2 separate regions of the Homo sapiens genome follow, and region 1 is linked to region 2. A link is a loop called in an ENCODE intact Hi-C map of the cell type or tissue named here. Cell type or tissue: K562. All regions are shown on one strand. Each heading gives the region's core, and the rest is flanking DNA. Links, peaks and the distances in the headings are about the cores only. Region 1 overlaps PDE9A (phosphodiesterase 9A). Region 2 holds the start of LOC107985504 (a long non-coding RNA gene).

What was found. Peaks named below come from ENCODE experiments on the same cell type or tissue, not always from the same donor. Only the 100,000 strongest peaks of a DNase experiment are listed, where the experiment ranks them.
Region 1: a loop joins it to region 2, with 2.5 times the contacts of the local background. A loop is called at or near these places in 3 of 110 quality-filtered maps.

What each region holds. Positions count from the first base shown.
Region 1 is chr21:42,704,638-42,707,137 of GRCh38, reverse strand. The region is part of intron 4 of PDE9A (phosphodiesterase 9A); the gene reads right to left. Among named protein-coding and RNA genes, the nearest start is that of PDE9A-AS1, 36 kb to the left of the region's middle. RefSeq lists an enhancer at 1-262. In K562, for the core only: a CTCF peak has its summit at 972 (motif pointing right); a DNase peak (open chromatin) is centred at 998; H3K27me3 peaks cover 2,371 bases.
Region 2 is chr21:42,773,883-42,783,297 of GRCh38, reverse strand. It overlaps PDE9A (phosphodiesterase 9A), which reads right to left. Exons shown (of 20, transcript NM_002606.3): 20 at 7,789-8,018. The coding sequence ends at 8,005. LOC107985504 (a long non-coding RNA gene) reads left to right here and starts at 6,487. Exons shown (of 2, transcript XR_001755071.2): 1 at 6,487-6,929; 2 at 7,653-7,846. It overlaps LINC01668 (long intergenic non-protein coding RNA 1668), which reads left to right and starts at 3,304. Exons shown (of 3, transcript NR_135517.1): 1 at 3,304-3,416; 2 at 4,981-5,201; 3 at 5,301-5,479. RefSeq lists enhancers at 1-187, 188-911, 1,636-2,359, 2,847-3,796, 7,358-7,859 and 2 more and silencers at 4,839-4,888, 4,919-4,968, 4,989-5,048. In K562, for the core only: no CTCF peak of the experiment used is centred there; no DNase peak of the experiment used is centred there; H3K27me3 peaks cover 2,047 bases.

The DNA of each region.
Region 1 (2,500 bases), core at 1-2,500, 69 kb after region 2:
CATTTCACCATGTATCTTTCATACAAAAATTTGCACACAAACGTTTGCAGCAGCATCATTCACAAGAGCCTTTGTGGAAACAGCCCAAATGTCCATCAGCTGATGAACGGATCAACCAAACGTGACGTAGCCACGTGACACAGCCACACAATGCAGCCACAGGACGCAGCCACGCAACGGAACGTCATCCAGCCATAAAGGAACAAAGAGCTGTCATATGCCACAACGCGGGGAGCCTGCAACACCGTGTGCAAAGTGGAAGAAGCCAGGCTGGAAAGGCCACGGATTCTGTTATGTGAAAGGTCAGAATGCACAGGACAGAGAACAGGGCCTGCCAGGGGCTGGGGGGTGAAGGGGATGGAGGGGGGACTGCTCACAGGTACAGGGATTCTTTTTGGGTTGATGGAAATGTTCTGGAATTAAATAGTGGTGATGGTTGCACAACAAAATGAAGACACTAAAAAAGACTGAGGTTGTACAATTTTTTTTTTTTTGAGATAGAGTCTCACTGTGTCACCCAGGCTAGAGTGCAGTGGTGTGATCTCGGCTTGCTGCAACCTCTACCCCCAGGTTCAAGCGATTCTCCTGCCTCAGCCTTCCAAGTAGCTAGGATTACAGATGTGCACCACCACACCCGGCTAATTTTTGTATTTTTAGTAGAGACAGGGTTTCACCATGTTGGCCAGTCTGGTCTCAAACTCCTGACCTCAGGTGATCTGCCCGCCTCAGCCTCCCAGAGTGCTGGGATTACAGGCGTGAGCCACCATGCCTGGCTGAGGTTGTACACTTTAAAATGGTGGGCTTTATGTTATATCAATGACATCTCAACCAGGAAACATGAAATCAATATAAAAATGACTGAGATTTTTATATTCTTTTTCATACTAAGCCTTCAGAATTTGCTGTGTGTTCTACAGTTACAGCGCATCTGCATCTGGACTGCGGCTGGACTGTAAATGCATTTGGTCACCACCTGGGGGAACTCTCATGTGGGGGCAGCTCCGGGGTTCCATGGCTGCCCCCAAAACCTCTCCACATGCATGTTGTGGGGCACAGCCAGCCAGCCTGCCCACCCTGCCGGCCGCCGGCCTCCTCTGGCTTGCAGAAGCTCAAGCACGCACTCTGCGGATGCGCCTCCTTATGGCCCCCTTTTATTGTCCTTCTATGGAAACAGCAACGCCAATAAAGCTGCTGGGAACTGGAAGCCTCCGAGTCACCCTCGGTCTCTGGCCAGGGGAGTAGAATGTGGTGTGGGTCTCCGCGGGGGCCAGATGCAGAGGCTGAACAGGGTGTGTGTGACTAGAGACAGGTCCTGGGTCCTAGGGCAGGCAGGAATGTGGGGGAGAACAAGCAGAACCAGACCCCTACAGCACTGTCCTAGTTGAAGAGGCTGTCATCACTTGGGTTAAGTGTGACAGCACGGTTCAACTGCTGCTGTGCCTAAGAAAATCGTGATGGCCCCTGGCTCTCCTATAGGACTTGGGCCGTGGGGGGCCGTCCTGGCGTGTGACTGCAGCACGCTTTCCCTAACGCTCTGGTCAAAAAGACACAATCCCCTTGATACGGTCATGAGATCACACGGACCCATGGACCCACGCGATCTGCCACGCTGAGGGAGGCCCTGTCCTTTTCCCGCGTGCTGTGATCACAGCACCCAATCCTCATCACAGGCATCTCCCCTGCCAGCTCCTGGCAGCCGAGGGCACTCGGGGGACACCCGTCAACCGCCATCAGCTGAGATCTGTGTTTTATAATCTGGAAAACAACACTCTTTGAGTTTGAGCGGCTTACATCAAATAAAAGTGATTGAGGCTCAAGGATTTTCCAAAAAATCAGCACTATCGTTATAAAAAGATGCTGAGAAGCCTGTGTCGTGGTTTTTGTAGTTGCTATTACCTTTATTTTAGTCACAAAAGGGATAAATGCTCTATCCATTTGATTCCCTCCCATGATCAGGCGAAGAGAGCATTTTTCTACAGAAGATGCTTGGTGAACACAGACCTTCGCGTGGACGGGGCCATTCCTTCTACTCTACGCTGGAGAACGAGGCTGTGCCATGCTCTTTCCTGGCAGGAGCTGTTCACCGCTCCAGAGAAGTCTCTGCAGCTCACACTGGGGTTGTGGACCCAGGCCAGGGCTGGCCTATTCTCCCTTTTCTATGAAAAGTCACGTTTTTGATAATACTCTTCTCTTTACTATTTCCTGAATATTTAAGTAGCAAAACAGCAAAACCCTGGGGTGTTTCTGCATTGCACAGTTCCACCGGGCCCGTTAGAGGCATTTACTGAAACCTGCTGAGAATCAGTGAGGAACCCAGGGCCTTGGGAAAGGCTGGGTGTGGGGCTGTGTGGCGTTGGCCTCCCTGCACCCTGCCCCCACCCCCCACCCCCTGAGCCTTGTGCTAGTCTAGAAACAGCTCCCATTTCCTTTTCTGCCACTGGAAATGTGGTCTGTTGATTCACAAGGGCACCTGGGGTTGCTTACAGGCCAGAACTCAGGG
Region 2 (9,415 bases), core at 6,916-9,415:
CCTGGGCGACAGAGTGAGACTCTGTCTCAAAAACAAAAAACAAAAAACCAGAAAAAAACCTGCGATCAACTTGGAAAAGACAAACTGCCCCAGCAGAATGTGGGCAGAGGCCACCACATCACAGAAGAGGAAGCTGAATGGCCAATGAGCAGATCAAAAATCAAAGATCAGTCTCATTAGCCATCAGAGAAATGCCCGGGAGCCTCGGGTGGGGCCCCCACGCCCACCACGGAGGCGTGACTGATGCTGGAGGTGACAGGGTGGTGACCATGGACCGACACAGAGGGTGGGGGCAGGGGTTTTACAGCTGGCTTGTAGAGTGGACAGGCATGAGGAGCAGGCATGGGAGGGCGGCTTGGCAGTCCTGACAACCACGACAGTGCGAAGGTTGAAAGGGGCTTAACTGTGAGCCAATTAGGATCCCCTGGTGACATTGAACAGGTTGTTACTATGGTGAGGTTGTTAATTTGATGGTTTAAAGTGCCCCTAATGCCAAGAAACAAATGACTAGAGCACAACTGTAGCAGGTTAGGGGTCCCCTGTGGGCCTCTCTGGTGACCCACACTAGGCATCACTGTCCCTCGTCTTTCTGATGTGGTGGATGGACAGCACAAATTCATTTTTCAGCTCCGTTTCTCAGGTGTAGGGCGTGTGAGATGCCTGGACGCGGTGGTATGGACAGTACTTCACTGTCCTTATGTCCATGGAGGGAGAGAAGGAGCATGCAGGCTGGCTCTGTGCCTGCGCCCACTCCCCACCCAGCCACGTCCCCAGGCTGCCTTCTCCACTTTCTCCACCAGACCAGAGCCCCTGCAAGAATCCACTTCCAAGCTGGGACACTTCCCTGAAACAATTAGGGCCTCCCACCCCACACTCTTGCTTCCATTATGTCTCCTCACGGGCATCAGATGCAGATACAGATGGGCAGATGGCAGCACCCAGGAGGCCATCGAGCGCGCACCCTACGCCTTGCACCAGAAACACACAGCTTGGCAAAACAGACCTGGCAACCAGAACAGGCCTACAGAATCAGAATCTCAGGGCTGGGGCGTGTCTCAGTGTCCACAGACGGCCTGAGGACCAGCCAGGCTCAGAAACTCCTGACCCAGTGCAGCTGCTCCTGGGACTAACAGAGGAAAAGCTCAAGGTCATGCAGGCAGGGAAGGGAGAGGAGAGAGGAGAGGGAGAGAAGGAAAGAGAGGGAAGGGAGTGAGGGGAGGGAGGGGAGAAAGGAGAGGCAGGGGAGGGAAGGGAGGCAGAGGAGGGAGGGGAGGGAGGGGAGTAAGAGGAGGGAGAGGAGGAAGGGGAGAGGGGAGGGAGGGGAGGGACGGGAAAGAGGGGAGGGAGGAGAGGCAGGGGAGGGAGGGGAGGCAGGCGAGGCAGGACTGACAACAGAGAACCTTGGCCCCTTTGGCCACCCATGCTCCTGCCATGGGAGCTGCCTGTGTGCAGGCGCTGACTGCCAGGCACGGCTTCTTGGAGCAAGAGAAGTCCCCTGAATATGTCCCTGGCTTTCTAGGGTTTCGCAGGAGTGGCCATGGCGGTATCTGGGCTCAAATCTGGCTGCCTCCGGCTCGCGGAAAACAGTGTCTGCTGTCTGGGGAGCCTGTTCCTGGTGAAGACAGGAGGATAATGGGATGCGCTGTTCCATTGCCAACAGTGTTTTTCTTCGAGAAGGGGAAAGGACATGGTACTGATTGAGAACTTCTGGGAACCTCGGGGCAGGTGAGCAGAGTGGGAGGAGCTTGCTGGCAGCAGCGCCTGTTTCCCACCCGGCTGGCCGCAGACCTGGCGCTCAGTGTGGCTCCCGCTCCCACGGGATGTATCGAAGGAGGCGGCTCAGAGGCAGAAGCTGCGTCGCCTTCGCAGCCGCGCGTGCATGAGATTCAGGGTCCGGCCCCCGCAGAATTACACCGGCGTGAACCCGGCTCATCGTGAGCTTCTGAGGCAACACTTGTGTTTAGTATTTTCCATGATATGATGTCTGCAAATACATTCCCATGAGAGGGAGCGTCGGACTGTCCCGTCCCCATGTCGAGCAGGAAGGAACCAGAATTAAGAGGAGGGTGTCCAAGGCGGCAGCTCACCTTGTTTTCCAGCTTCTCAGAAACGCTGAGAAAAAACGAACATCTCTTTGCAGCGGATGGAAGATTGTATAGTCTTGCTGTCCCAAATTCTTTGGCTAAACCACCAGATTTTAAATATCTGCTAGCAAAATATATTAGAAAAGTTAGGATTAACCGGAAAAAAACCAGTACTCTTATGTATTTTCACTTGTAACCAGGCAGCTTAACTTCAAAATGCATCTTAACTTTTTTTCCCCTTTCTCTTGGATTTTAAGATATAACCTTGAAGCGAACTGCAGAAGCCTTTTCCCTTAGCCTTAAAGTAGGCTTCACGTCCCCGCCTTTCTCACTGTCTATACCCGCTTCACAGTTCTCTAACTGTATGTGCGCATCTCATTATGCACGCATCTCATTATGCACCTTCTTAGACGTTCCAGGGGCTAATCTTGAGACAGACCAAGCCTGGAGATCAAGCTGCAAAGTGCCACAGATGACATCAAGGTGGCTAGTTCACCACCTGGCCACTGTTGAGGTGATGCCAGCCTGAGACCCAGGTGGATGGGGACCCAAGACAGCCACTCGAGACACACAGACATTGTACCCCACCCAATTCTCGTATTTCTTCCTTATCACGTTTTCCTTTCTTTCTTTTTGAGACAGAGTCTCGCTCTGTCGCTCAGGCTGGAGTGCAGTGGTGCAATCTCAGCTCACTGCAACCTCCGCCTCCCAGGCTCAAGAGATTCTCCCACCTCTGCCTCCCCAGTAGCTGGGATTACAGGCACCTGCCATCATGCCCAGCTAATTTTTTTTTTTTTTGGTAGGGACGGGGTTTCACCATGTTGACCAGGCTGGCCATGAACTCCTGACTTCAGGTGATCCACTCACCTTGGCCTCCCAAAGTGCTGGGATTACAGGCATGAGCCACCATGCCCGGCCAAGTTTTCCTTTCTTAAACCCCTGCCTTCCTCCCCAAAATTGAAGTGGTTGCCATGGATGGCTATCTGGCCACTTCCCCTTTACTAGTTTTGGTTAATAAAATCAATTTCTTTCTTTCCTTTTTTTTTTTCAGATGGAGTCTCACTCTGTTGCCCAGGCTGGAGTGCAAGAAAGAAAGGAGGAAGAAAAGAAAGAAAGAGATGACATTTCTGACTCTCTAGTTCTTATCTTCTTTTTTTCCTTAGAGAGAGCGAGAGAGAGAGAGAGAGATCATGCTATGCTGGCGCAGTCAACCCAAGCTCAAGCTGTCTCCAGCACTGCTTGTGAGCCGGGCCCACGTTGCTGCCCAGGGACTCGGTGGTGAGGGAGGTGTGATGTGTGAGTCTGCTGGGGCAGCCCTAGCGAGGCACACAGGTGTGTGTGTGTGTGAGCTTGGCGGGGGGCTTAAACGACAGACACTTACCTCTCAAAGTCTGAGACAAGTGTTGGCAGGGCTGGCTTCTGCTGAGTCCCCACTCCTCTGTGTGTCAGGGTCTGTCCTTCCCTGGCGCCCTTCATGTGCATCTGTGCCCCGACCTCCTCTTCTTGTAAGACTCAGTCAAAGTGGCTCAGGGCCCACCCCAGTCAGCTCATGTTATCTTAACCACCTTTTAAAGGCACTGTCTCCAAATACGGTACTGGGAGGCACCAGGTTGGGCTTGGACGTAAGTTTTGGGGAGAGAATTCAGCCCATAACAACGTGACTCACCCCCACAGGCCCTGGACCCTGCCTGAGGCCGTGTTTCTGCCAGGGCACCGGCCCCAGCTCCCAGGAATCTGGGGACCCCTGACCCTCACGTTCCCCTGCAGCAGGGCAGGGAGTCCCAGGGTGGGGGCTGGGAAGACCTGCCTGAGGACTCAGGGAGACTGGAACCCTAGCACCTTGCTGGGCCCCTTTTGGCTACCAACAGAGAACAGTCCCCTCCCAAATTCAGAGAGACGATGTTATCTGTCCCTTAGACAGACTACGGTGAAAGCCTTTGGACTGAGATTTTTATTTTATTTATTTATTTATTTATTTTTTATTTTTTTTTTATTGATCATTCTTGGGTGTTTCTCGCAGAGGGGGATTTGGCAGGGTCATAGGACAATAGTGGAGGGAAGGTCAGCAGATAAACAAGTGAACAAAGGTCTCTGGTTTTCCTAGGCAGAGGACCCTGCGGCCTTCCGCAGTGTTTGTGTCCCTGGGTACTTGAGATTAGGGAGTGGTGATGACTCTTAACGCGCATGCTGCCTTCAAGCATCTGTTTAACAAAGCACATCTTGCACCGCCCTTAATCCATTCAACCCTGAGTGGACACAGCACATGTTTCAGAGAACACAGGGTTGGGGGTAAGGTCACAGATCAACAGGATCCCAAGGCAGAAGAATTTTTCTTAGTACAGAACAAAATGAAAAGTCTCCCATGTCTACTTCTATCCACACAGACCCGGCAACCATCCGATTTCTCAATTTTTTCCCCACCCTTCCCGCCTTTCTATTCCACAAAACCGCCATTGTCATCATGGCCCATCCCCAATGAGCCGCTGGGCACACCTCCCAGACGGGGTCGTGGCCGGGCAGAGGGGCTCCTCACTTCCCAGTAGGGGCGGCCGGGCAGAAGCGCCCCTCACCTCCTGGATGGGGCGGCTGGCCGGGCGGGGGGCTGACCCCCCCACCTCCCTCCCAGACGGGGCGGCTGGCCGGGCGGGGGCTGACCCCCCCACCTCCCTCCCAGACGGGGCGGCTGGCCGGGCAGGGGGCTGACCCCCCCCACTGGACTGAGATTTTTAAACCTCCCTCATAGCCACAGTGGAGGAGCTGTGGACAGAGTACAGCCTTGTCCGGGCACTGCCCGTCGTCTCCTGGCTCAGGGGGATCTAGCCCCAGCCACTGCCACTAGAGTGGAATGAGGTTTCCTGTGGGATCGGACGAGGGGGTGACTGCTTTCCTGTTCCAGAGGCCACCTGGGAACCGACGGTGTCCACTGATGGACGTTTTCCTGGGCTGAAGTATTTCAGATGCCCAGTGTACTCCCAGCCCTCACAGCGGTCAGTTCTGCTTCACGGGTTTCCCACATGATTTGGCTAAGACGTCAGCCGGCAAAGACGCTTGGGTTGGCTTTAGACATTACGAATAAAAGGAAGCTGCGGGAGGCGGTCAAAGTCTGAGACATGACAGGTGACACAGGAGGGGACGGGAGGGGGGATTCGGCCGCGGGGACCCCATCCAGGATTCCAGTAGCAGACATTCCTCTTTCCTTCTTTTATTACCCACAAGGTCAAAGCTGAAATCACAGGGGGCTGCGTTGCCTTTTGATGGGAGAGCCAGAGGCTGCATTCCGAAGATTGCACGATGCCAGCTCCCAACTGCGAGGGGGCAGATTTGTTGGAATTTCTCAAATCCAGTCTTTGATACATGCGTTGTTCCTTCAATTGCTAATAAACGGTCTTGGGGAGAAAAAAGTGGAAAACAGCATCTTCCTGTCCTCTCAGAGGAGCACAGGTGATGATGGCCTCCCAGGACGGTGCTAGGCTGTGCACAGGCTGGCCCTCCCTTTGTGAACTTTCTGTTCTTTCTGGCGACATGCTTGCTGTGTGCTGGGAGCTCACCGTGGAAAGCCCCAGGCATTGCTGCTCCTGTCTCCTGACGTGCATGTGGCTCAGCTGTAAACATCTTTACCCTTCATGCTGACTTAATACTGATTGTCGGGTGAGAGTTCACTTGGAAACACATCATCCTAGGTGGAGATGGTGCCGCTCACCCCAGAGGGGCGTCTTGTTCAGTGGGTTGTGCTCATGGGGGTGGGACCCTGTGTCTGCACACTCACTCCCTATGCTGGGCATGCCCCCAGGCCTGGGGGAACGCCTCTGCTGCTGGACCCAGAGCTCTCCGGGGCCGTAGGCACATCTGTCTTGTCCTGAGCCTCCACTGCCACATGCAGCCCATGATTCAGCTCATCCGTGTGGCTGCCTCCTGGTGCGGGCAGGCTCTGGGTGTGCAGGCTGACCAGGGTGGACGTGGCCTCCAACCGTGGGGCCTCAGGGACTGCTCTGTGTGACAGGAGGGTGGGTTGGTGGGCTTTCTGGGGGTCCCGTGCATGGAGACCAGGCTGGCTGCACACCAACCAGGACTAACAGTAGATGCCGTCAGGCCGGGTACAGTGGCTCATGCCTGTGATCCCAGCACTTTGGGAGGCTGAGGCGGGTGGATCACGAGGTCAGGAGATCGAGACCATCCTGGCTAACACGGTGAAACCCCGTCTCTACTAAAAATACAAAAAATTAGCCGGGCGTGGTGGCAGGTGCCTGTAGTCCCAGCTACTTGGGAGGCTGAGGCAGGAGAATGGTGTGAACCCAGGAGGCGGAGCTTGCAGTGAGCCGAGATCGCGCCACTGCACTCCAGCCTGTCTCAAAAAAAAAAAAAAAACAGTAGATGCTCTCTAGATGCCTCCCCTAATGGATCTCAGTCATTTAATTGTTTCAGGATGCAGTATAGCCTAGAACCAGAGGAAGTGTGCTGATGTGTAGGAGTGTATACATGTCCATGTGTGTGCATGTGATTGTTTCTGTTTATGATAGTAAAATTCAAGGAAGTGTTGTATGGAGTTTGATGAGGGGCACCGTTTAGTGAGATGTGCATTCCAAGTAATGTAGCAGATGAAGGTGCTGTTGAAAGAGCCTTGTTACAGATGAGGAGAGCAGGTAATCATCCCCCATAGAGGCTGGCAGGAAGGTGGAGGGCATCAATATCCGCACGCCTACGTTTTGCTTCTATTTTTGCCAACGTTGCCATATCTATTGGCTTTAATAGGATTCAAATGAAAAACAAAAGCAGAAACAAGAAGGGGTGTAGAAATCAAGGTCCCTTATCTGTATTCGGCTGGATTCGAGATGGAAAATTTTACAGGTAAAAAATGAATTATTTGAAGGTGGGAAGTAATATTCTGGAATTCACCAAAAGGAAACAAATGCCCCAAGGAAAGTGACCCAAAACAGAAATGAAATGTTTACTAAGCTCAGACCACGCCAGTGGCTTTAAAGGTGAGCTCTGTAGGGTGAAGCGCTTCGGGAGGTGGTTCTGTCTCTAGAGCGCAGGGGAGATGGAGCCCACAGCCCAGGGGACACAGCCAGCAGCCTTTTCCTTGCTTTTTATAAATCGGGTCTCCAGGAGTCCACCGCATGCGGGCGGTCTCAGTGAGAGCTCAGGGGTGCGACTGTCCCAGCAACAAGAGCCTGACCATGAACAAGCCGGGGGCTGGGTCCCCTGTGTGGACACAGTGCCACCCAGAATGTCCCCTGTGCTTGTTACCAAAACAAAGGCAGGAAGGGAGGGCCGTCTCTCCTCCCGAGATAGAGACCCTCAGACGTGCTGAATACATGTGTCTCTTTTCCTTATCTGAGGATTTAAGTGTGAAGTCACCAGCCTTCCTCCACATGAGCACCCAGTGTGTGTTGTCCCCATGGTCATGGGTGCGTTTGCTCCGACACACGACCTACAGTCTGGCCAACCTGCCTCAGTCCCCAGATGTCCCACACACGGCACTGACGTCCCCCTCTGCTCAGAAACACAGGACCCGTGCATGTCCTTGCACTCAGGGCACCGTGCTGACATTTAATGCTGAATTTACAGGGACGTACGCACCGCATCACACTGGTCAATTGCTCTAAGATACATCTGGGGGAAAAGCACAGTGTCCTTCGTCTCCATGAGAGAACTTACCGGAAGCAGCATACACAACTCTACCAAAGAAGAAGTACAGTACCCATTTCCGTATAAGAATATATTATTTAAAAGACAGTTTAAAAATAAAATTCTGTACAGCATCATGAATTCCTTTTTTTTTTTTTGTATCAGTGAACAAAATGGTTCTTAGAAAACATGGTCTTGTGGTGCCAGGTGCCCAGGGCAGCTCTTCCCTGCACAAGGATCCCGCGCAGCTCGGCCAGCCCGTCCAGAACTGCAGCCACGCCCCCCGCTTTCCTCAGGCACAGTCTCCTGGAAGAAGGGAAACGATGACTGATTTGTTTTTGTTAGAATTAGGGCGCGGTGGCTCACACCTTTAATCCCAGCACTTTGAGAGACCAAGGTGGGTGGATCACGAGGTCAGGAGTTCGAGACCAGGCTGACCAACATGGTGAAACCCTGTCTCTACTAAAAATAGAAAAATTAGCCAGGCGTGGTGGCACACACCTGTAATCCCAGCTACTCGGGAGGCTGAGACAGGAGAATTGCTTGAACCCGGGAGGTGGAGATTGCAGTGAGCCGAGATTGCACCACTGCACTCCAGCCTGGGCAACAGAGCGAGACTCCGTCTCACAAAAGAAGGAAAAAAAAAAGTGCCAGCAGTCGCAGAAACGTTACAGGATTATACACAGACTTTTTTTTTTTTTTTTGAGATGGAGTCTTGCTCTGTTGCCCAGGTTGGGGTGCAGTGGCGTGATCTCGGCTCACTGCAACCTCCGCCTCCTGGGTTCAAGCAATTCTCCTGCCTCTGGCTCCCAAGTAGCTGGGATTACAGGTGCACGCCACTACAGCTGGCTAATTTTTGTGTTTTTAGTAGAGATGGGGTTTCACCATGTTGGCCAGGCTGGTTTAGAACTCCTGACCTCAAGTGATCTGCCCACCTCAGCCTCCCAAAGTTCTGGGATTACAGGTGTGAACCACCGTGCCCGGCCGACACACAGACCATTTTAAAAGAAAGAGGCCATCAGATATATTGCTGAACACATTTAGACAAAGTAAAACAATATTGATCTCTTTTCTGACCCACTGAAAAATATGAACTGACTTAAAAATTAAATGGCAACATTGACTGAGCACTTCATCGGGACCAGACAAGCACTTTGACTGTTTAATCACTAAAACAGCAGTAACAATGGTATTATTGCCTCTGGCTTAGAGACTGGGGCTCTGAGGTTCAGAGAGGCTGGGACACTTGTGCACATCTCTCGGCTTGTAATTGGCAAGCCTGGACTCAAAACCAGGTGTGTTGGATGCCAAAGCCTGTTGCAGCTCCTCTTATGAGCCATGTCCCGTTTGTCCTGCCCTGAGCCTTGCATGCTTGATGCACTATCTCTTGAATTATCTGTTAGACATGGAGAGTGTGACCTTATTTATTGTTTATTTATTTATTTATATTTTTTTGAGATGGAGTCTGACCTTATTTATTATTTACTTATTTATTTATATTTTTTTTGAGACAGAGTCTCGCTCTGTCACCCAGGCTGGAGTGCAGTGGCACGATCTTGGCTCACTGCAAGCTCCGCCTCAGCCTCCCGAGTAGCTGGGAATACAGGCACCCACCACCACGCCCGGCTAATTTTTTTTGTATTTTTAGTAGAGAAGGGTTTCACCGTGTTAGCCAGGATGGTCTCGATCTCCTGACCTTGTGA